Regions from separate parts of the Mus musculus genome. Here regions 2 and 3 are each linked to region 1. Evidence: chromatin loops called from intact Hi-C (ENCODE). Cell type or tissue: heart. All regions are shown on one strand.

What was found. Peaks named below come from ENCODE experiments on the same cell type or tissue, not always from the same donor. Only the 100,000 strongest peaks of a DNase experiment are listed, where the experiment ranks them.
Region 2: a loop joins it to region 1, with 4 times the contacts of the local background. A loop is called at or near these places in 7 of 42 quality-filtered maps.
Region 3: a loop joins it to region 1, with 3 times the contacts of the local background. A loop is called at or near these places in 6 of 42 quality-filtered maps.

What each region holds. Positions count from the first base shown.
Region 1 is chr16:95,856,546-95,864,545 of GRCm38, reverse strand. All of the region lies in intron 1 of 1600002D24Rik (RIKEN cDNA 1600002D24 gene), which reads left to right. Among named protein-coding and RNA genes, the nearest start is that of Gm32130, 58 kb to the right of the region's middle. In heart, no CTCF peak of the experiment used is centred here; DNase peaks (open chromatin) are centred at 285, 1,775, 3,075 and 4,235; H3K27ac peaks cover 4,538 bases.
Region 2 is chr16:95,941,774-95,949,773 of GRCm38, reverse strand. No RefSeq gene overlaps it. Among named protein-coding and RNA genes, the nearest start is that of 1600002D24Rik, 17 kb to the right of the region's middle. In heart, a CTCF peak has its summit at 4,155 (motif pointing right); a DNase peak (open chromatin) is centred at 4,113.
Region 3 is chr16:95,743,465-95,751,464 of GRCm38, reverse strand. No RefSeq gene overlaps it. Among named protein-coding and RNA genes, the nearest start is that of Ets2, 45 kb to the right of the region's middle. In heart, a CTCF peak has its summit at 2,114; a DNase peak (open chromatin) is centred at 1,094.

The DNA.
Region 1 (8,000 bases):
AGCCACTGTCCCAGGGAAAGGACACAGAGAATGAAAGCCTGTCTCTAAGCCAGCTCTAACAAGTTTGTAGCTTTGCTCAAATCACCTCACGTCCCTGGGCTTCAATTTTGTGTGACAGGAAGGTACACAGCAGGGGCTTTGGCTTGCTGGTTATTTTCAATCTCAGAGTCATCTGGGAGGATGAGGGCTTACCGAATGACGAATGACGTCAGCTCTAGGGACAGCCTTTACGACATCACACAAGAGCAACTGCAGGCCTGTAGCCACCATCTGACTGGTCGGAGGAACCCACTGCAGGGTGAAACGTGTGCGGGAATGTTGTAGGTTCATAGAACTATGTGTGGCATGACGCAGTTTACTGGGTTCCAGTGTGACCAGCTGAAGCTCAGGCCGCAACAGGGAGCGCGGCCTCAGTTGTCACGGAACTGTAGCTGCTTCTAGTGTCTGCCTTGGGAAGCCTGGACAAGGGCCAGGAGCTTGTGATGGGTGCCTGGGGAGACTGACATGGCTGGGCAGCCTCAGGGTTAGAGCCCAGCACTGTCCTCCTCTAAGTCTGAATGAGGCGAGGATCAGACTTAAAGGGTGAAGACGATGGGTGTGTTCTCATGTCTAAAACCCTAAATTAGATGTTGTGTATATGTGCATATGTGTGGAGGGCAGAGATCATCTGGGGTGTCTGTCCGTGGCTCATCCACTTCATCTTTTTGAAACTAGGGACCTGGGCTTGTGGATTAGGCTAGGCTAGCCAGTTAGCCAGAGAACCCCAGGGGTCTGCTTATCTCCACTCTTAGTACCAAGATTATGAACAGGCTCCACCATGCCCAGTGCTTTGCACAGATACTAAGGACCAAACTCAGGTTCTTAAGCTTGATCGTTAAGCACACAACTGAGGGGTCACCCCTCCCCCCCCCAGGATATGCTTATTCTATGGAACTATGAACTGGAAGTACATTAATTTTTATAGCTATGCTGTCGCTGAAGTGAAATTATAAAAGTGACAACAGCTCCCCGTAACCAGAAAATGCCCAGCTATAGAAGCACAGCCAATCTAAGAAACAGTACTCTAATGTGCAGATCTAAGAAACATTAATTAATATGCAGATGCTTCTTAATTTCATATTCTAGACCCTGAGGGATTATGAGGAGGTAACTCTGTGATTGGGGAGCCACACACGCAGGGTGCCCAACACCAGGCTCTCAGTGGTTGTCTTCTGCTATGGGTGAAAGGGTACTCATGGAGGAGTGGGCTGGCAGGCCTCTCTGGGGCAGGGGAAGGTGGGAGTGAGACGGGATGGGGTGGGAGGCTTGGGTAAGCTTTCCTTTCATTCTATTCTGTTGGCCAGGACCTAAATTTAGTGCCAGCTAAATAAAGGAATATTTTCAGGGCAAAAGGAGGTGATGGGGAGAGCACACTGCTTGCCTTGGCTCAGAATTCTTTATTCTTTGGGTGTCATTTTGCTGAGGGATCCCTGGAAACTGGGGGTGCGGTGGGGTGGGGGAGCCTAGAATGAGAAAGGAAGCAAAACTCATGGCCAAGGGTGTGAGTTGGAGAGAGGGGGCTGCTGTTTGACTAGAGGAAGTAGAGAATGGGGGATGGGTGGGGTCTTCTGTACCTCACACTCAGCAAGTCCAGAGCAAGGTAGTGGACTCTTTCCAGGCACCTGCTGCCCTTTCTGTGGGTGGGGCTTCCTGCCTGGTGGCTGATATCTACCCTCACACCATTTCCTGCCTGAGGCAGGGCTCTGGGGAAGCAGGTCAGCTGGCAAGCACGGCTGGAGTGTGGCTGAGAAGAGCTTTTTACCATATTGCCCACAAACTGTAGGCAATATCTCCCTTCTATGTTCCCAGTGACCGGTGGCCTTGCTCCATGTGTCAAAAATCTAGAGGCCCAGCCAGGATCCCCCACTCCCTACCCCGGACTTCCTGCGCCTCTGCATTGTCATGTGACTGTAAGAAAACTAGCTGCTAGTCAATCTTCAAGAAGGGAATTCCTCTGGGTTGAGGGAGTGTGCGCTGGGGATTACAGGAATATGTCTCCAGTAGACCTCAGCAGGCAAGCATCATGGGCTGCCCTGTAGGTATAGACAAAAATCAGACATGGAGTGTCCCATGCCACCCTGGCCTACCTCTGCCTCATAGCTTTGGGGCACTGGGTTACATTTGTATGTATGGAAATGTGCTCAGGTTATCTGTGGCAAGCCACCGTGAGACTTCTGTGGCTATGGAAGGTGGTGATCTTCTTCTGTATGAATGGAGGAGTCTTAGCTCTTGGTCTATGGAGGGATGAGAGGTTTTCACGGAAAGGAAGGGGCAGGAAGAGGCATGGGAAGCCAGGCTCAGCTCCCTCAAGCCTTCCTGACAGATGGTCAATGGCCTCTTCTTGGATTCTGGAGGCTGCCTCTGCCCTTTGAGATGTGTATTCACCTACTTGTTTTGAGGTTTCATGTTCAGGGGAGATGGGCATAGAAGCCTCTAGATGGGTTGAATAATGTACACTCAAACTCCTCTGACTGTGACCCTGCCTGGAAGATGAAGTCATGTTGAATTATTAGAATGGTACCTCATTGGTTAAATGACTGGTGTTCTTAGGAAAACAGAACACAGGAGAAGCCATGTTGGGGAAGGATTCAGAGGGCAAGGCTGTGTGGCTGCAAGTCAGCATCCTAGAGGTGACCAGAATCTGGGAGGGCCAGGAAGGGCCCTTCTGATTTTTTTTGCCCTGTGAACATCCTGATTCTAGACTTCCTTCCTCCACAACTAGGAGGGAATGGATTTTTGTTGTTGTTGTTGTTTTGTTTTGTTTTGTTTTTGTTTGTAGGTTAAGGACAACAGAAACATTACATGGATCATAGTGGCCCTAGGAAACGAATCCAACTGGGAAGCCCTTTCTTCAGGCACCCTGTCAGAACGCACAGGAGATGTGTTCTAGCATCTGGTAGGGAAGTGGCCCCAGGCGCCCAGCCTTTCCCGTTATCTTCCTCCGTGCTGGCTTCCGCTGTGGGGCCAAGGCAGCTGAAGGCAAGGCCTCCTTAGGACAGGAACGTGAGAGGAAGCCTAGCGTTGGCTCACGTTCCAAGTCAGATGGGAATCTTGGCTGTGGTGAAGACCCTTTTCCTTTGCGCTCAGGCTGTGTTCCAGAGATAAGGGAGAGGGGAGGAGCAGAGAGCTGGCTCCAGCAGAGAGGAAGCCATGGGAAGTCCTAGAGGATCAGTTTCCGGCTGATGACCCAGGCTTTGCAAAGGGGAGCTGGAGTCAGAGACCTGCTTTGCCAGAGCTCAGCCCCGACCAACTATGCAACTCAAGCAGGACACACTTCCCGGCTGCCTTAGTTTCTTGAGCAGAGGGGATGCCAAGCAGTGGTTACAGAGACCAAATGTGTGTCCTTGGCCAGGTTATGGGAGGCTCTGGTACATGGGATTGTGGGAAGAACACAGCCTCACATGTGATGACAGTTACTAGAGCACACAGTGAGGATGTGGTTGTCTTGGTGACGAATGCTGCTGTTTGGGCAATCCCTCTAGCCGAGATTGTCGAGATTGTGGTATTTAATGTTGACGTCCTTGGTTGGTTCTCATCTCTCCAAGGACTGGTTGCACTAGACTCTTGTCACCGTGACAAGAACCTGAGAGAAACGACGTGAAAGTAGAAAGAACTCTGGTCCCACAGCTTCTGCCCACAGTTCCCTCACACACTAAGATGGGCGGGCAATGACCGGGACATTGTGGTGACAGGAGTGAGGGTGGGGCTCCCCATGTGGTGGCCAGGAAGTAGAGAGGATGTCTTTCACATCTTCAATAATCCACCTCTTCCAGGTAGTCCTCCTAAACTTCCACTACCTCCCCAAATTACACCACCAGCCAGAGACTGAGCTCCCAAGGCATGATACTCCATATTTAGACCATGACAGGAGGGTCAGATTGTACCGTGGATAGATCAAGCTGCCCACACCTCCTCCCTGAATCATAACCGTTGTGCCACATGCTACTCTGACTTGAAGACGGAAGACAAACCATGTAACCAGCCATGTGACTCACACTGGCCTTGAACCCCAACTTGAAGGTGCCAAATGTTTCTGGGGCATGGAGGTCTCAGAAAACAACTTCTTTCTATAAGGCATTTCATATCACGGAGGCAGGGCCCTGTCCCCAACTCAGCTTCCAGGGAACAAGCCCTCCCAGAACAAAACCATAAATGGAGAAGGGCTTCAGAGGCAGCAACAGGGGTCATGGTCACGCCATTTCCTCACCAGCCTATTGTCTTTCCGTGTTACCTTGTTTGGGAATGGCCTTGGGACGGCTCAAACACCTGCTCTAGCACTCGAAGCAAACAGTGTCCCTTTGTCTACTTAGGTGATGTCAGTGGACCTTGGATCCAGTTCCTCACAGCCTTTCCCTCTCCCATTCTCTCACAAGGGACCTTCAAAGTGTGAGTTCTGCTGTCCCTGGGTAGGGAAGTTTTATTTTGGACCTGGCTGGTACTGCCTGCCGCTGTAATCAGCTCAGGCTGAAGGATGACTCCATCCATCTCTGGCCCTCTCTTGAACCCTGTTTCTCCCTCCCAAACACGGCAGCCTAGTTAACATGTTATAAACAGATTTCTGAGCTGTATGTTTGAGTGTTAGGACTTATCATAGCCTTGACCCTAAAAATAATCCAGAAATGGACCAGTTTGGTTAAAAGTTGGACTTTCTTGAATGTTAAACACTTTTGGCAAGAGCCAAAAGGTCTCTGCTTCTTTAGGAATGTTCTTTCTTAGAAGATATATACATATTTTACATACATACACACATATACATACATATGTACACATACATATGTACACACATATATATGGTACATATATACACATATGTATAACAACAACAACAATTATAAAAGTATAACAACAGCAACAATCACAATGGAAAATGATAGATTAAAGGATCTCATTGTAGCTCAGGCTGGCCTCATGTAGCTCAGGCTGGCCTCAAACTCACTGCATAGTTGAGGATGACACAGAACTCCTGATCCTCCTGACTCCACCTCCCAAAAGGTTACAGGCCTGTATCCCTGTACATAGTTTATGTGTGTTAGGAATTGAACCTGGGCCTTGAGTGTGCCGAGCAAGCAAGCACACCACCCAGCAGAGCCTTGTCTCCATTCCAGACAGTGGTTCATTGACCACGTCACTGACTCTATGATGGCTGGCATACCAACTCCTCAGGACAGCTGCAGACCAGTGTCTATCTGTGTTGAACATAGATGTAGAAATTCTCAACAAAACACTTGCAAACTGAATATAGGCACACATCCAAGAGATCACTCACAATGGTTAAGTTTGTTTATCTTAGAGCTGCAGGTATAGGTCAACATATGGAATCCATGAATAGAACATAATGTATATAAGTGGGCTTAAAGAAAAAAAAATCATACGATCTCAATAGATACAAGAAAGGCCTTTGACCAAATATAACATTCTTTCATGATTGAAAAATCCTAGGGATACTAAGGTCAGAGGCAACATACTTACCATAGCAAAAGTCACACAAGACAACCCCACAGCCAACATTATGCTAACCAGAGAAAAACTCAAAGCAGATACATTAAGATCAGACGCAAGATAGGGATGCCTGCTCTCTCCATTCCAATCTTAGCTAGAGAGGTAGGAAAGGGAGATAAGAGAGCCATAAGTGGAAACCAGGTAAAAAAAATAAACCTGTTGGTGGATGTGACGCTTGAGGTGAGACCCTAAGGGCTCGACCAGAAAACTAGAAAAGTGGTCAGCACTGTCATCTGAGTGGCAGGATCCAAAATTAACATAGCAAGATCAGTGGCCTTGCTATACACCAACAGACACACCGAGAAAGAGACCAGGGAGGCGGTTCTGTTTATAATAGCCTCAAAAGAGAAATAGAATACTGGCCCCTAAACCAAAAACTTTAAAACTCCAAGGAAAGAAATTGAAGAAGACACTAGATGCTGAAAGATCTTCTCAGCCCATGGATTGGTAGAATTGTTAGGGTAAAAGTAACCCTCCCACTAAAAGCAATTTACAGATTCAGTGCAAACCCTTATTGCTGCCATGTTTCTCAGAAAGCAAAACCAACCTTAAAAGTTACATAGAAACACAAAGACCCTGGATAGCCAAAACAATCCCTAGCAAAAATAATAATGGTGGAGGTATTACATTATTCATCTCCAGTTACACCACAGAGACATGTCAATAAATATAGCCCAGCTTTGGTACAATACACACACATAGATGAACGGACTAGAATACACAGCCCGGATTCGAACCCATAAAGCCACTCGATATTTGACAGACCCCCGAAATGCACACGAAGGAATGAGCGTTTTCAAGAATGGTGTTGGGAAAACTGGATGTCTACACGTAGAAGAATGAAGCTAGACCCTTGTCTCCTACTCCTACCTTTACCACAGCTGAAGCTACACTGCCTGGGTGGTGGCCCTGGTATGGAGGAATAGCAACAGCACCCACTCGGGGCATACCACTGCCCCCACGTGTCATGTGAGCTCTGACCTAAGCTAACCTACATAACCTTTGACCCTGAATGGCTTCCTTAACACCTTGCAAGATGAGACATTTTCTTCTATACCCTAGCAGATGCTTAACCTGCTGCTGGAAAGATTAATCACCCAATGTATATGAATGCCTGAGAGACTCTGTTCTCCTCTCTCTCCTGAGAAGGCAATCCATGGCCCACGTTATGACTCATGAGCCTGGCCCAGGGGCAACCATACCCAGTACCTGTGAAGAACATGGAGGTTGCCTAAGAATGTGCCACACAGTGTTGTCATCCTCCAAGGGAAACAACCCACCCATTTTATCTTATCACCCTCGCCCCATCAGCAGAGTGTTTCTGTATTTTATCGCTTCTTTGTGACCCAGGGTCCAAGGCAGTCAGCTGACAGTGCCATTAGAACCTCAGTGTACTCATATACCTGCCCCAGCTGGTTTGGGCTGGGCGTCAGAAGCAGTATCAGTGATTAGCTATGGAGATTCAGCAGCAAGCCTGGCTTCTGGGCCACCAGCTGGGACCAGTATTTCCCTGGGCATACCCTATTTTTTCCAGCCTAACTGCTTTGGGTGGCTTCTGTACCTGTGTGGGCCTTTCCATCCCCTGGTTCCCAGGCAGCATGAGGAAAGTCGTGCTGGGCCTTCTGCATCTCCCGCACCTTCCTCTTAGCCTTAGTTAGCTTTGCTTATCTTCAGGGAGTGGGTCGGAGTACTCAGGCTTTTCGCCAAAAGGCAGCCTCAGAACTCCACCTAGAAGCAGCAAGAAGGGTGTCTTGGGATTTCACTATCAAATGAAATAATTACAGGCCGGAGCCTCTCCTTAATTATTTATTTATTTGTGTGGTATTTTTGAGATGAGGTCTGGTGTTATATCCCTCGCTAGCCTGACACAGCCTAGGTTGGCTTCATATCATGGCGACGCTCATGTAAACTCTTCTTTTGATGTCCAACTTACTCTGACACTCCTGGCAGATGGCTTCTTCCTCCCCATTCTGACCTTTCTTGTACAGCGTGTGAAGCTCAAGGCTCATGTGATCAACCTGGAACCACCTGGAGAGTACCTAACACCACTTCCACGTCTCCAACTTGAGGTGAAGGTTCTGTGCCGTGTAAAGTAACACAGTCACAGGTCTCAGGAGTTAGGGTGTGGTCATATTGGGGTGTTTTCTCTCACTACCACAAATGCGATATACTACTAGTATTTCATATAGTTGCAATATGGTATAAAGTTAAGTGCATATGTCTATGAACAGGATGGGAAATGATGGAATACAGACTGGCCATTCTGAACTGATCAGGGTACACACCTGGGATGTGGGGAGTTGGGGGGAGGGGCGACATAGAAGTTAACTGTCGAAAGTATAGATTGAAATGATGATAAAGGATGGGCTAAGACTACTTAATAACACCCATTTATGTATCTGTCATCTGTCAATCACCTATCTATCTATCTATCTATCTATCTATCTATCTATCATCGATCT
Region 2 (8,000 bases), 85 kb before region 1:
TTATTTCTGATTGGTGAATAAAGATGCCAATGGCCAATAGTTGGGCAGAAGAGACATAGGTGGGGTTTGCGTTCCTGGGCTAGGGAATTGGAGGAAAACCATGAGGGAGAAGGAAGGTGAAGGAGGAAGGAAGCTGACATGGGTTAGGTGAGTCATGAAAACATGGCCCTGAGGACTGGCCAATTGGAGTTAAGAAAAGCTCAGATGAAACTTAGTAAGTAATAGCTCAGGGTTATTGTTAGGAAAGTAGATTCTAATAACATAGAGGATAGATATCTGCCCAGCAGGGGTTATAAGGTGTCCACTATACCTAGCCAGCACTCCTCTTTTCTTTATAACATTTCTAATCTCAGGCATCTAGCTGTAGCAGTTGAAAATAGACTAAGTAAGATTCTGGGTGAAGTTCACAGATGCCATCTACGGCATATTTTGGGGACACACACACCTCTCAGTTGCAGCATAAAGTCCAGCGGGACTCAGACACCTGCCCAGTTCCCCAGAGCCTGAGCATGCCTAATGGCTCTCTTGTCTTGAGTGGTAAAGCATGTCCCACCTAGTGGAGTGGTGTCTGCAGATGTGGAATTCAGAGATGGGCAGCCCCAGGCAGAGATCTCTTGCCTTGGGAGGGAGCTGTGGTTGTTTGGCTCTACTGTGCAATTTTGAGGCTGACCAATCCCTTCAGAGGATAGAGGGCTCATGTTTTATGGACAGAGGATGCAGAGCTCTCAGCAAACAAGGCGCTCATTAAACTCTCAGCCTTTGAGTGCACACTGTGTGGTAGCTAGTGGCAGTGTTCTCTCTGGGGGCCATGAGGTGGCCAGTTTGGCTCCTGTATTCTGGACAGAAATGTAAACTCCTGCGGCACAAGCATGGGGTGGCTGTGAGAGAGGAGGAACCCATGAAAATGATGGTGTGGCTGAGCAGGCTTGACATCGCTTGGAGTTGGAGGTCAGCTCAGATGAGCATCAGCATCTCCCGGGCTGTGATCGGCTGCTTGCAAAGGCCACCCCACCAAGAGCCAGTCCTTGAGAAAAGTATCTGTGCTGCCTGTGCCCGAGGTTGCATGTCTGTGGTGGTCTGGAGTCCCTTTATCAGATAGATGGTGATAGCTTGCTGCAGGGCCAGGGGTGGAGCCAGGGTCTTGTACATGCTCAGGATCAACTCTATTTGAATGATATCCTTAGTCCTTGGTTACTGCTGACTGACCCAGTGCCTTGTGCATGCTAACTGAACACTCTAGCCCTGAACAACACCTCAGTTCTCAGTTCTTACTGACTCTAAAGTTTCCCTAAGGTCCACATAGCCACTTTGAGGAAAACTTTTCTCTTAACCCCCTCTACCCCCATCCTTCTCCAGAAGTCCAGAGACACAGAATGGGTCCCCATGTCAGCTAAGCCATGTTTCAGCCTGCGGCCACTTGCATAAACAGTGTATTTTATATTGAGCCAGTTCCTTGCCTTTCAATGTAGCACATTCTAAGGCCAGAAAAGCAGACACCGCACTCCTATCAGGATCTGGTGTTGGTTCTGTTTTTCCTGTGGGGATCTTAGCAGCCTCAACTGCCCCATCTATAGAGATATCCTAGACTGTGTCAGGACACTGCGTGAAACCAGAGAATGCATATGGAATAGTGTCTGGATAGGAAGGCTATAAGGAAGGGATGGTTGATAATATTTTGGGTCCATTTCCTCTGATAGTGCAGGTAATATGTTTTTCCTTAAGTAGAATAGAAAATTGGCTTCTTTGTGCTGTGCTATGTGTGTGTGTTACTGTGTTTATATGTGTGTAATTGTGTATATGTGAGTGTGTGTATGTGTTTGTGTATATTTATATGTATGAGTGTGCGTATGTATGTGTGTTACACGTGCGTGCATGTGGAATAGTTAGTAGACATGCAGGATGGGCAAGAAAACTATAAATCTGTGTGGACTCTCACTTAGAATAGAAATCATGGGCTGGAGAGATGGCTCAGTGGTTGAGAGCACTGACTGCTCTTCCAGAGGTCCTGAGTTCAATTCCCAGCAACTACATGGTGGCTCACAACCATCTGTAATGAGGTCTGGCACTCTCTTCTGGCATGCAGGCACATATGCAGGTAGAACACTGTATATAATAAGTAATCTTTAAAAAAAGAATAGAAGTCACTTTCATGAGCTACAAAATTAAAGACTAGGGCTGACAGGTAAGGAGGAGGCAGGGTCATCTTAGTCATTAGAGTGCTTGCTGTGTAAATCTCTCTCTCTCTCTCTCTCTCTCTCTCTCTCTCTCTCTATATATATATATATATATATATATATATATATATATATATATATATATCTTTGTCTCTCTCTCTTTCTATCTCTCCCTGACTCTCCTTTAGGTCTAGTCTTTTTGAATCAAGGGAAGTGACTTTCTATTTCAAGTGGCTGTCCCCACAGTGCTTTCCTGCCCATCAGTGTCTGCTCCAGTCTATACCATGTCTCAGCCCAGGGTCATGCTGTGTAAACACCTGGCACCATGTTCCTCCCATGGTCTGATTTTTTTTTTTAAGCAAAGTATCCAGAAGGGGAGAGAGTATTCTGAACAGATCAAACAAGCAATAAAACCAGCCATTGTCCTCGAGGGTCTTAATGGAAGACTCTCTTCTATTCTCCAGTGTCTCTGTTGGCATTTGATCAGTGCTGGCTGACCTATTGGCATACATACACAAATTACTAAGCACATGGGCAGTGGTGGTCATTCTCCATTCTGCCAAGATACTTCTGAGCGAAGGCTGGCTCCTGCAGCTTCTGGGAAATAGCTGTTGAGGATTTAGGAGTGTTGCCACCTGACTGTTAAACTATCAATGGCTGGACATTGGCCAGTGTAGGCATACTTACATCATGGAACTTGAAACAGCTTCACATAGGGGATTTGATTTTCTTCCTAGGGAATCAGTTTATCAGCATTCCACCATAATTCCCCCACCCCTCCCCAGCCACATCAACTTCCTTCTGTCCCTCTTCTGTGAGACAGAGTCTCTCTATGTAATCCAGGCCTTGAACTCTAAACCCTCTGCTCCTATCCCTAAAGAGCTGGGATTGCAGATGTGAGGCACCACATACTGCTTTGTCTTTTACCATCTATCACCCGAGAAAGTCACATTGTCTTCCTAGCCTTGTGCAGAGGGGAAACATTCAACATTCAACAATGCTTTTCTTGGTCCTGGGATACTTTGCCTCCAAGAAGAATGAAAAGTTGCTTTGGTCAAAGCTGGGCCACTGGAAAGGATCTGGCTGGTTCTGGGCAGGTATATAGTAGGATTACAGATGATCCAGCCTCCTCTCCTACAGCTCAGCCTGGAGATGCAGCTCAGAGGGTAAAGGTTTTTGTGAGTGTCGCACTGTGAGTTTGACTGTCACCTTTAGATAATTCTATGGCTTGAAGAAACAGAGGCAGGAATGTGAGCTTGGGTTTGCATGCAGGGAAATTTTCCTCTGGAAAAGAACTTGTCATCTGGGGTGATGATAGAAGACCTTCATCTTGCAGCCTGGCTCACTTTCTAGCTGGGTTTTGGCTCTGCCAACCCCAAGATTAGAATCGGGGTTTCTCAAGGAGTAATTCATTTTTGGAGTGCTCCTTGTGTTCTGAAATTTCAGCATGCCAATGCTAAACGATTCCTTGAGGGAGAACAATCCTCCCTTCAGACACTCCAAGGCTAACGTGGTTGAGATTGACAGATAGGCAAAACATTGAGAAACTTGGCTTTTTTTCTTTTCAAAATATATTTAACTTCAGTAAGCTGTAAGCCAAGCCCCTCGCAGATGGCAGACAACTTAATTGCTGTGGTCAACTTGTCTGACATTTTTTGGATGGTGTTGGGTGCTATAGTAATCCGCTGAAAACAGATCTCAGCCCACACAAAGGCATGCACAGGGTTTAGCATCTCCACTTGGCCGCCGGAGCCCCTGTTCATGGGTGCACCATCCCCCACTTCACCAACCAAGCTCTGGTGCAACTTGCAAACACAGCGTGTATTTCTTGGATAGAAAATTCAAGAGAGGCCCAGGACGAACTGAGTCAGCACTGTTGTTTCTTCATGGGAGCCTTGAGACAGTGGTGACCTCAGCTGGCTGTGTTTCTATTTAATCCGTCTTCCCACAGTTGGCTTGGGTTCTGGGCCTCCAGTGTCACTTTCACATCTTGTCCTCAAGGTGGCGCTAGATGTGCGTTGTAATACGGGCGTTGGGCGCCTTTTTTTTTTGGACTGGCTTCTAGGTGTGAGGCATTACGCATTTTCTGCTCTTTGTACCCGTGTACTATAAAGGCTGTTCTCTGAGCCCGTGATTTCTGATTCCACATAGAGGGTATAATTTGGGGGATGTGAGGAAACGTTCAGTTTGAACACTGCAGTGAGTCACCGAGCTTATGGCCACCTTCCCAGCAGAGTTAAAAATAAAGCACCATAGCATATCCATGTTTACATCAACGATCTCTGTTTATAGTAAACACACCGAGAACAGGCAGCAGTCAGTGGTCCATGCTCTCGTGTTCTCTCTCTCTCTCCCTGCCCTTCTCTGGCTCCTCAGGGGTTTCTTCCATCACGCTTCACACGGGTGTTTGAGGTAGGGTCTCTCACTGAACCTAGAGTTTGTTTTCTGGTAGCCTGGCTAACCACTGCAGCCCCTGGATCTCTCGGATCACACCTACCTGTGCCTGGCTCTTACATGCGTGCTAGAGACATGAACTGCAGCAAGCACTTTATCCATATCCACAGAGTCATCCCCCTGCCCTTTCTGACACATCTTTGGAATAGATGTGCTCTGGATAGTTAGTTGCTGGTTCAGGGGACACTGCCCCACAGATTAGGTTCCAGTTTAGAAAGGAGGTTCTCTGCCCGGAACACATGACAGTTGCTGGGCAGCCTGGGACAACACACAGGTCTGGGCCCCTTACTCAGAGGAGTCACCTGTGGGGTCTGGTGTCGTCACTGTGGTATCAAGGGTAGCAGGATGCTCAGATTTGCACTGCATTAGCTGTGTGACGTATGCAAGCCACTCCCTCATAAAGCCTTACTTTATAAATTATACACGTGATAAGGGTACATGGGTTGGGGACTGGGAAGATGGCCCAGTGGGTAAAGGACTTGCCACACAAGTGTGAGGACATGACTTCAGATTCCCAGAAGCCCATCAAGGTAGCCTGCATCTATAATCTCAATGTTCCTACGGTGAGATGAGAGGCAGAGACAGCAGCAAGAAGCTTGGAGGCCAGCTAGCCTGGTGTGAACTGCTAGCCTGGTGTGCACTGCTAGCCTGGTGTGCACTGCTAGCCTGGTGTGTACTGCTAGCCTGGTGTGCACTGCTAGCCTGGTGTGCACTGCTAGCCTGGTGTGAACTGCTAGCCTGGTATGAACTGCTAGCCTGGTGTGAACTGCTAGCCTGGTGTGTACTGCTAGCCTGGTGTGTACTGCTAACCTGGTGTGCACTGCTAGCCTGGTGTGCACTGCTAGCCTGGTGTGTATGGCATACAAGAGACCAGTCTCTAAGAAGGTGGAAGATAAGGACTAATATCTGAGGTTGTTCCCTGGTGCAACATACCACACACATACTCTGGTACATGCCTGCTTGCACCCCATTCAATACACACACAGATCACACACACTCACACATACACAAGCACTTACACATGCAAACCACACACATATACCACACACACACATACACAGCCCACACCACACTACACATACACACCCATACCACATTACACATACATGTAGCATACATATACTGTACACATTTCACAAACAGGTCACACACACATACCATACCACACACACGCTACATACACAGTCACATCTATACCACACATACAAACCACATACACATATATCACAGCACACACCACACACACACACACACACACACACACACACACGCACGCACGCACACACACACACACACACACACACACGCACACACACACACACACACACTACTCAGGAACATGGAAAGAGTGATTAAGATGAGGCTGTCCAGGGTCTCTGATCAGCCATGACAGTTGTCCCTTTAGGTGGGGTCAGGATCTGGATCCACACAGGGGACAACCACATGAGAACACAGGGAGAAGGTGACAAAGTATAGGAAGAGGCTTCATCAGAAGCCAGATCAGGGAAGGCAGAGGTGAGGCGTGCAGGTGCGGACAGAAAGCCTCTGTCCGAGTGAGGGGGTAAGAGTTGATATCCGCTGGGTGCTAAAGACTGTAAGCCACGAGTAAGCCCAACCAAAAAGGCTTAAGTAGCAAGTCAGTACAGCACATACCTCACATGCCTCACCCTGCTGCAACTCACTCACTGCGGACTTCAAAGACCGGGGCTTCTTCCTTATTCCTGCTGCTGTCTCTTTGGGATGGCTGCCGCTTTGTCTGGCTGCAAGATGGCTGCTCCTACCTCTCCGAGGCAGGTCTTCCTTCTCCCATGTGGCTCTTTACCAGGAAGGGATAGTTACTGCTTCCCAGCCCCAGGGCTCCTTGGTCAGTCTGGGGCACTGAGTCCCTTTATGGCCAGTCTGGGCACTTTCTCAGACTCATTGGGATCACACTGCACAGCCCCTCCCCCTACCTCTGGGAGAGCAGAGTATTGGCTCATACGTTCTGAGAGGCTAATATATATTCCACGATATATATGTTTTAAAGATTTAAATTAATTTTTTTTTTTTTAAAGATTTATTTATTTATTATATGTAAGTACACTGTAGCTGTCTTCAGACGCACCAGAAGAGGGCATCAGATCTCATTACGGGTGGTTGTGAGCCACCATGTGGTTGCTGGGATTTGAACTTCGGACCTTTGGAAGAGCAGTCGGGTGCTCTTACCCACTGAGCCATCTCACCAGCCCCTTAAATTAATTTTTAATGATGTGTGTGTGCATGTGCCTGTGCATATGAGCACATGGGCACAGGTGCTGACAGAGGCCGGAAGACAGCAGAAATCCTCTGGAGTTGGAGTTACAGATGCTTGTGAGCCACCTGACATGGGGTGCTGGGGACTGAACTCTGGTCCTCTGTAAGACTGGCAAGTGCTATTAACCACTGAGTCATGTCTTCAGCCTCTATGTTTAATTTAAAAAAAAAAGATTTATTTTTATTGTGTCTGTGTGGTGGTGGTGATATGTGTATGTGGTGTGGTGTGGTGTGGTATGGTATGTGGTATGTAACTGTGTTGTATGTGGTGTGTGCGTGTGGTGTATGTTGTGCTAGTGTGTATGTATGGTAGGTTTGTGGTCTGTATGTGTGTGTTGTATGTGATATGTGGTATGTAAGGGTGTTGTATGTGTGTTGTATGTGGTGTGTGTGTGTGGTGTGGTATGAGGCATGTATGTGTGTTGTATGTGGTGTGTATTGTGTGATGTGGTGTGTATATGTGTGTTGTGTGTGTGTGTAGTGGGTATTGTGGTATGTGTTGTATGTATGTGGTGTGTGTATGTGTGTGGTGGGCATTGTGCTGTGTGTTGTGTGTGTGTGCTGTGTGCATATATGCATGCACATGCCGAAGTACGCATACGTAGGTCAGAGGACGACTTGCAGAAACTGGTCCTCTGCTTGCATCATGCGGGCCCAGACTGAACTGAGATTTCAGGCTTGGCTACAGTGACTTTACCCACAAGCTGTCTCACTAGCTCCTCTTTCTGAAGATTTCAATCGACTCCATATCCCAACCTCTGAAATGTGGGGTGAGGGCGGTACTTGCTTTCTTTCTTCTCCTGTCTGGGACCCTTCATCAGACAGAGGCAGGCTATCCCTATCACTGCTGGTTGCCCCTGTGAAGGATTCCCCCCTCCCTCAGGGAGGTTCTTGATGTTCTACCCACTTCTGTTCCTCATGTAGTGTGGAACTTGGAGAATCCTCCATCCCATGAGAGGTGACTTTCCAGTGACATGTTGCAGAGATCTAAGTATGAAACTGACCTGACGTTGGAGGAAAGATGCTGGCTGAGTAGGACGGTGGGAACAAGGCACGTGGGAACACACTTGGCCTGCAGGG
Region 3 (8,000 bases), 110 kb after region 1:
TCGGGGGGTCTTTCGCCTTCTCTATCAAGCTCTCCCAATAAACATGTGCAGAAGAATCCTGTCGTGGCATCTTCCTTGCTGGCGAATTGGGCGTCCACATGTGTGTGTGCATGTGTGCATGTGTGTGCATGTACTATGAATATATGTGTGTGTGAGTATGTGTAAGTGAGTGTGTGTGCATGTGTGTGCATTCACTGTGTGAGTATATGTGTGAGTATGTGAGTGTGTGTGTGTGTGTGCATGTGCGTGCGTGTGTATGTGTGCACACGTGTGCATGCAATGTGTGCGTATGTGTGTGTGTCTAAGACCTTTGTGGGGTCAGTTTCCCTCTTTCACCTTTACTTGAGTTCTGGAGATGGAACTCAGGTCCCCAGGCTTGTACACTGAGGATCTTTACCCTCTAAGTCATCTGCTTGTACTAATTTCTCAAACGTTTATTTAACAGTGTTAGAGAGAGTTGTGCAGCCTCATTGTGAACCAGCTCACCATGGAACTTCCGATCTCTGTGCCTCCAGTTACCTCCTCTCTCACTGCCCCTCCCTCCCAGCATCTCAATTTAGAGGAATATATAAATATTCCTGAAAAGTAGAATCTAGCACTACCCATCACTAGCAGCCTTTGAATACCACCGACTGTCTATCTGATGTTCCTATCTCCTGAGGTCTCATGATTTATTCAGTTGGGAATTAATCAGCTGACCCCTGGCCTGCATGTCTACATTTCTCCCACTATCTCTTCCCTCCCCCACCCCTGGAAATGTCTAATTTTTTTATTTGCTCTTGGTTAGGTGAGCCGAAGGAAGAAATATTTCATCCTTGTGGTTTCCACATGTTCAGTGCCCCTGTTTTCTTGGTTATGTGCACACAGGGTTTTAAAGAATGAAACACTGAGTGGAATCTCCTCCACTCTATGCCTCCTCCAAACACTGATTCTGTTGAGTTTCGGTTTCTTTAGAGTGCTTTCCTGTTTCAGTAAGCCCCTTTATCTCTTCATCTCCCGCCTTGGCCCACCTCCGCTATTTTGGGGTGTGTGCATGTGTGTTTACACTGATGTTAACATTTCACTAATGTTCTTTCTGAGATCTGTGAGCCTGAGGAAGAGAGGCTGAGCCCTTCACTGAAGGTTCATCTTCACATGGTGTCCAAGTGCAGGAGCCCCAGACATGTCTTCAGCGGCAGGCTCTTGCTCCGCTCTTGGCTTGGGACCAGGCCTGGACCTTCGCAGCCATCTATGATTGGGCTTGGAAGCACCAGCCTCAGGAGCTTTCACAGTCCTTCCATCTGAACTTTTCCTTGGCCAGAGCCTCCCAGCTGTGACCTGCTCAGCCTTTCTGGTTCTCCCAGGAAAGTAGAAGAAATAGACATCAGCTATAGCACCTATGGGTGTCACGGGGGATGCCACCAACTACAGAGCTTCCAAAGAGAATGTCCATTTTCATCGAGTGGTCCTTTTTCAAATGTTTGCTCTCTCCTCATCTATAGAACTGATATCAACCCTGGCTCACTGGGCTGGACTCTCACATGTTAGGAAAAGCTTGCTTCTTGTACAGCACGTTGCCTGCCATCTCCTGCTTTGAATGCTCACTTACAAGAGTCTTTGATCTTTTACCACAGTTTGTTCCCCTGAGGCTACCCACCCTGCCTGCTGTGTTTCGGAGGTACACATTCAATGATCAGATTTTGATTTTCAGATATCGTTTGACGATGGAGTATTTCATGTCAAACAGTTGCCAAATATTTTTGAGTTCTCCAGTACTAACTTTCCATTGCCAAATATATCTCTGGTCTGCATAGTAAGTCATGTGTAAGAGCCTCCCTCCCTCCTCTGAGTCACCGGGGTTTGTTTCTGACTTTTTCGAGTTTCATTCCAATTGGTAGCATGTTAACTTTTCCTCTTAGACAAGCCTTCTGTGAACCATTTATCTAGATTCGATTCTCTGCAGAAAAGTGTGTTCTAACTGCCCCACCCCTCGTATGGAAGAATGACACTGTTCATAACACAGACTGCAGAACGCACTCCAGACAGGAGTGACTTTTCAGATGGTGTGATAAGTCTTGCAGAATCTCTGTGAGATCAGGGAGTATTTGGTTGCTATGTAACAACCACCACCAGGGGAAACATCCACTCACACACGCTTCAACCCCTTCCTCCAGCTACTGCCCTGTATCTGTTTCTAGGAACTGGACTTCAGAAACCCAGCCAGAAGGAACCGATGCACCCACTTCCATGGCCTCAGATGGCCATAGATGGCCTTGCTCATGCCCATTTGTCTCCTGCCAGCATCTGACTGAAGGATTCTACTCCAGAGCTAGAATTCCTCCCAGCATCTGGTACACCCGAATTCTGACAGCAGGAAAGGCAGCAGAGAAACCTGCTGCTCCATGCCAGCTTTGTTCTACAGGGGAGTACCAGCCTTCATGGCACTGACTTCCTGTGGCTCTGCCAAAGATGGATATAAAACAAACCAATTCCTTGTTTCCCTGGTGCTAGGGTTCTTACCTGTCTTCCCCACAGAAATTTATTTTCTCAAATGAAACGTGACACCAACAATCTCTCTTCAAACCTTCCCCAATCAAACTCACCATACTCAGTAGTGTTTTGGTTCTAGTCTCTGAGGGAGAATACAAGGATCTACAGAAAAGTGAATCCTGCTCACCAACACAGCAGAGAACCTGGTGTGAGCTAAGATAAACCCTTTCCTCCCCAAGTTGTGTATGATCATGGTATTCTCTCACAACAATGGAAACCCTGACTAAGAGAAAAGTTAACTCAGACTCAGGCAGACAAACACTCCAGGGCCTCTTTCATCATGGGTTCTGGCTCATGGATGTGTATATATGGGGGGGGGGGTGGAGGTTTGGGGTACAGTTAATGAAATTAGGCAGGAGACTGTGAGAAGGGGGAATACTGCTGAGGAAACTGTATCATCAAAGTAGAAAAGTGGCTGCCAAGACAGAAAGGCACAGGAAGGCCACGAGTGTGAAGGGAGAGAGACAAGAAACCAGGATATTTGAAAATGCCACAGTAAACTTAACACTTTGCTAATATTAGAAATAAAAGAGGGATTATACATGAGAGGCAACAGTCTTAGAAAAACAGGTTTGATCTGAGGAAAGAGAATTAATTGATGGCTCTGTAAATAAATGAGCGTTTAAATCTTCACCAAAAAACCAAAAACCAAAACAAACCAACCAACCAAACAACCAAACAACCCCCACAAATAAGAGTCACACTGTGACATGCTTTATCCACCAGGATAGCTCACAGGAAGAAGGAAAGACAGACAGCAATAAGCATTCGCGGTGAAGCTGCTTTGAAATACGGTTTGAAAATTCCCCAAAGAAGCTGATCTTGGGGTAGTCATCTGACTTAGTGGTTCCATTCCAGGAGCATCAAGAACAGGTGTCTACACAGACATCTGTACACCTGTGTTCCTGGCAGCGCTGTCCATCATAACCAGAGGACGAGAAGGCAGACACTGTCAGATGAGGAACGGAGAGACAAAACAGGACAGATCGTTGGCTATCAAAGAATGAACTGAACCCACACTCAGCTTGGGTAGAAACCGAAGCCTGTGTGTTCAGTAAAGAACACTAACCACAGAATGCCGGCTCCTGTTTGGTTCTGTGTGCATCACACTCTGTAGTAATCAAGTACCCCAAGACAGAAAACAGATTGGTGATTGCCAAGGGTTTCAGGGAAACACAGAGAGAATTGTTAACTGGACTAGGGACGCAGCTCAGTGATGAATGGCTTGCTTGGCCCAGTGTTCAGTTCCCAGCACAAACAACAGAAATGCAGGGAATGGGAGACCCTCTTGGTGCATTAGGTTTTCTTTAAGGCTGTGTGCTTTATAAAGGTGAATTGTGGTGTGTCAATACCTGGGAGTATTTGGATCTTACCCAGAGCATTGCTCATGTGGTCCAGAATCATTCACAGTCTGCCCATTGCGTGAGGTATAGTCCTAACTTAACTATAGAGCCTAAGAGTTAAAACAAAATGTGAGATCATAGTCCCATATTGCAACTTTAAAATTAAATGGAAAGAAAAAGAGAGGAGGTGGCATAGAGGGGGGTGCAGGAGAGAGGGCACAGGAGAGGGGGACATAGGAGAGAGGGGCACAGAATAAGAGGGGATGGCACAGATAGCTGTGGCAAAATACCTGAGACAAACCCTGGAGAGAGAATTTACTTTTGGCTCTCGATTTCAGAGGTTTCAAGCCCAGGTTAACTGGCTCCACAGCTCTGGGCCTGAGGCAAGGCAGAATACCAGGATGGCAAGAGTGTGCATTGGAAGCAAAAAGCAGAGATGACCAGAAGGGACCAGAATTGAGATACCCTCTATGTCCTACTTCTTCACCTAGCCCCACCTCTACCACCAGCTGGAGACCAAGCCTTGAAACTAGGAGCCTATGGGGAACATGCATATTTAAACCCTACCAATAGATAAAGGTTAAAGAGTTAGGAACTTAAAAACCATTAGCTGTAATAAAGTCAAATTTAATTTAAAAAATACAAGGCACAGAAGCCAATCTAAGAGAGAGAGAGAGAGAGAGAGAGAGAGAGAGAGAGATCCCAAAACAGATAGACAAACAAAAAACCCACAAAGGGAGAAAAAACCATTGACGCAAATTAACTTAAAAAATAGACATTGCTGCCCTCTGACCCAGAGGAAATAACAAGACCCAGGCTTCCTGCCTCACATACTACTTGACATCTGGACACAACAGACTAGGCAGCTCTTCTAGAAATGCACTGTAGATAGTTTGGTGCTATTGTTAGTCTGTTTCCCATTGTTACAATGTAGCATCTGAGGTGTAGCGGATAAAGGAAAGAGGTTTATTTAGTTTAGAGAGGCTGAAATCCAGGTAGTTGCACTGCCTTCTTCTGAGGAGGGTTCCCTAGGCTAGGGCACAGTCTCATATCAATATAAGTGGCATTATGGAGGAATTTTGTGTGAGAGACAGAGATCTCATGGCAAGAAAGAAAACCAGAATATGGGAGAAATTGGATTCACTCATTTTTTTTTCCAAATTGAAACCTTAATAAGGGTTGTGCAAAACAGTGAGTTCGGTTGCAACGTGTATATAACGCTCTGCTCATATCCTTGAATTGTCCTCTACCCTCCCTCTGGAACTCTTCCTCCTCTAAAATAGAGTTAGTCTTTTCAGTCTTGGGAGAAAAAGATCCCAAGGGAGCTACACTAATCCCTTCTGAGGGCTGTACCCTCTACCCACTCCTTAGCAGTCTCAACATACCTTGTGTCTCCACTCTGGAGACCAAGCCCCTAATAAATGAACCCTTAGGGAGCATTTGATAATAGATGAGCCCCAATAATAGATGAGCCTCAATAATGGGCAAACTGAAGGTTAAACTCTACAAGTGCCTGGCTTTCTATCTTGAGGCATTTTTCAGATGACAGATGCAGACGTTGCATCCTAAGCAGAGCCCAGAAGCTTCAGTGAGTTGAAGAGGTAGCCATGACAGTTCAGGGAGGAGGTAAAAGTAATATTATGAAAAAGTTACAGAGCAGAGTTCCAAACAGAAGGAAGCTACTCAAAACAATAGCTGCAAAATTTGCATGGGGACTTTTGTGGGTTTTGCTGAGTATTACAGTTTGTGCCTCTGCAGCATGAACCTCAGTATCTATAGGTAGACAATGACCAGGGAGCGACAAGATAACTCAAGGACCAGGCCCCGTGGAAGGATATTAAAATTCTGACTTGTCAGAGCAGAGGCTCCATACAGAACAGCCTGGAGAAGCCACTCCCACTGGGGGCAGCATCAAACCCTGCTGGGGCATCCTTGCTTTAGATTTCCCCTGGAAAAGCATAAGCTGGCCTTCTAGGCATCTGGCCTCCAGGTTACTTAGCTACCTTCCCAAGTGAAGCCCTGCAGCCTATAAAGAAACCCAGAGTTGTCTGCACCCCAAATCAAACTATACATAGCATCTTCCAGACCTTGTATAGCCCAAACAAGAAAGGAGCAAAAAGACGACTTGGTCACACGCTGGTCAAGAAACCTGTCACCATGCAATGTAAGTCAGGAAGAGTTCAAAATCTGAGAACTTCAGTGATGTGAAGACAAGCTAAAGTCCTCCACTACAATGTTCCTTGAAGACACCAAAGAGGACAGGCAGAAGATAATGGCCGTAGTGTTTCCAAATATGATGAAAATCACTTAGCTAAGCACCTAAGAAGCCTACTATAGGACACACACGCACGCGCACGCACACACATGTATACAGTCCATTATAAAACCCCATAATAAGATAGCTTAAAAGAAGGATAGAAAAATTCTCGTGTGCACAGAGAGAAAAGGAACATCTGTGCAAAGAGAATAAGAGTGGCCGTGGATTTCTCTCAGAAACCATGCAACGCCAAAGAGAAAACCAGGCTGTGTTAAATGCTAAGCAGACTGACAGATAGTAAATAAGCCCTAGTAGCCTGTAATCGTATACGCGTGGAAAATAACCGTCTGGCAATGGAAGCAAAATAGTTTGGAAATAAACACCAGCTCTGCTCCACTTCTAGGGACCCACTGTAAATTTAGGAGAGTAAATTTAAACTAAGTCCCTTAAACCACAGGAATACAAAACCTATGGCTGCATGATTTAAAGACTACCCTGTGCTGCCAAGCATTTGGATGGATACACTCGAAATGTTTGCCTTGTTAAAATTTTTCTTTTAAAGTTACTTAAGGGTCAGGAGGTGGCTCAGCGGGCAAAGGTGCCACCAGAGGTGACAATATGAATAATCCTAGGATTGTAAGGTAGGAGAAAAGAAGTTCTCCTTTGACCTTTTGTATGTGAGCATGTATGTACACACTCCCCACATAAGAGAAGTGAACTTAACTTTTTAAGTCACCTAAAATATGCCAGGTGTGATCTGCCAGGTGTGCTCTGTCAGGTGTGATCTGCCAGGTGTGATCTGCCAGGTGTGCTCTGTCAGGTGTGATCTGCCAGGTGTGCTCTGTCAGGTGTGATTTGCCAGATGTGGTGCCTGCCTTTAATTCCAGCACTAGGGAAGTAGAGGCAGGCAGATCTTGGGGTTACACAGTGAAACCTTGCTTTTAGAAAAAGGTTCTTAAAATGTAAGGCGAAATAGCAAAAACATATTTTTCAGTTAAAATTACATGAGAAATAAAGCAGCCCAACAGAAACCTGGCAAAAGCATAAGATTTTAAGGACGCTGCAGTACCTGTGGAGTGGCTGAGCTGCTGAGGGTTGAGTGTCTTAGAATGAGTGTGTCTTAGACTATGCACATTTAAACACAGAGAGTATAGCTTTTTACCCAGTAGTACGTATAAAATAGAGCCTATGCATCCACCCCAGAAGAGAGTTAGAATGGGAAGAAAGGGTTCCCATTTAGGAAACAGAGATTTAGGAAAGCAAAATGGCAGACTCACTCGACTGTCCTGTAACTACACGATGCACACTGGTAACACTCTGGTCAAAAGGCTGAGCCTGTATGATGGTAAAAATACTCAGAAGATGGGCAAGGGTGAGCTACTCAAAACCTAGTTTTAAACGAGTCAGTAAAGACAGGAAAAATCAAAGGGCCAGGAAGGGACACAAGCACAAATACTCAAAACTAAGCAGATGTGATTCTGCTGGCATCGGGAAGTGACAGGGAGGAGGGATGGTTCCTTCTGACAGAGGTCCAGAGAATCACAGAGAAATAACACTAATCCCAGTGTGCACAAAGATGGAAGCAAAACCAGCCAGAGCCCAAGGGGAAGTGGGCAGATCTGATAGGACGAGAAAACAGGGGCCAATGAGAGGGCTCAGTGGGTTCAGGTACTTGCTGCGCAACCCTGGTGATCTGGGTTCAATTCCTGGAACCCACAGAAAAGTGGAAGGGGAGAATTAACTCCACAAAGTTGTCCCCTGACCACCATATGTGCACTATGGTATGAGCACTTCCACATTACACACACACACACACACACACACACACACACACACACACACACAACTGAAAGTTTCAACAAACAAACAGT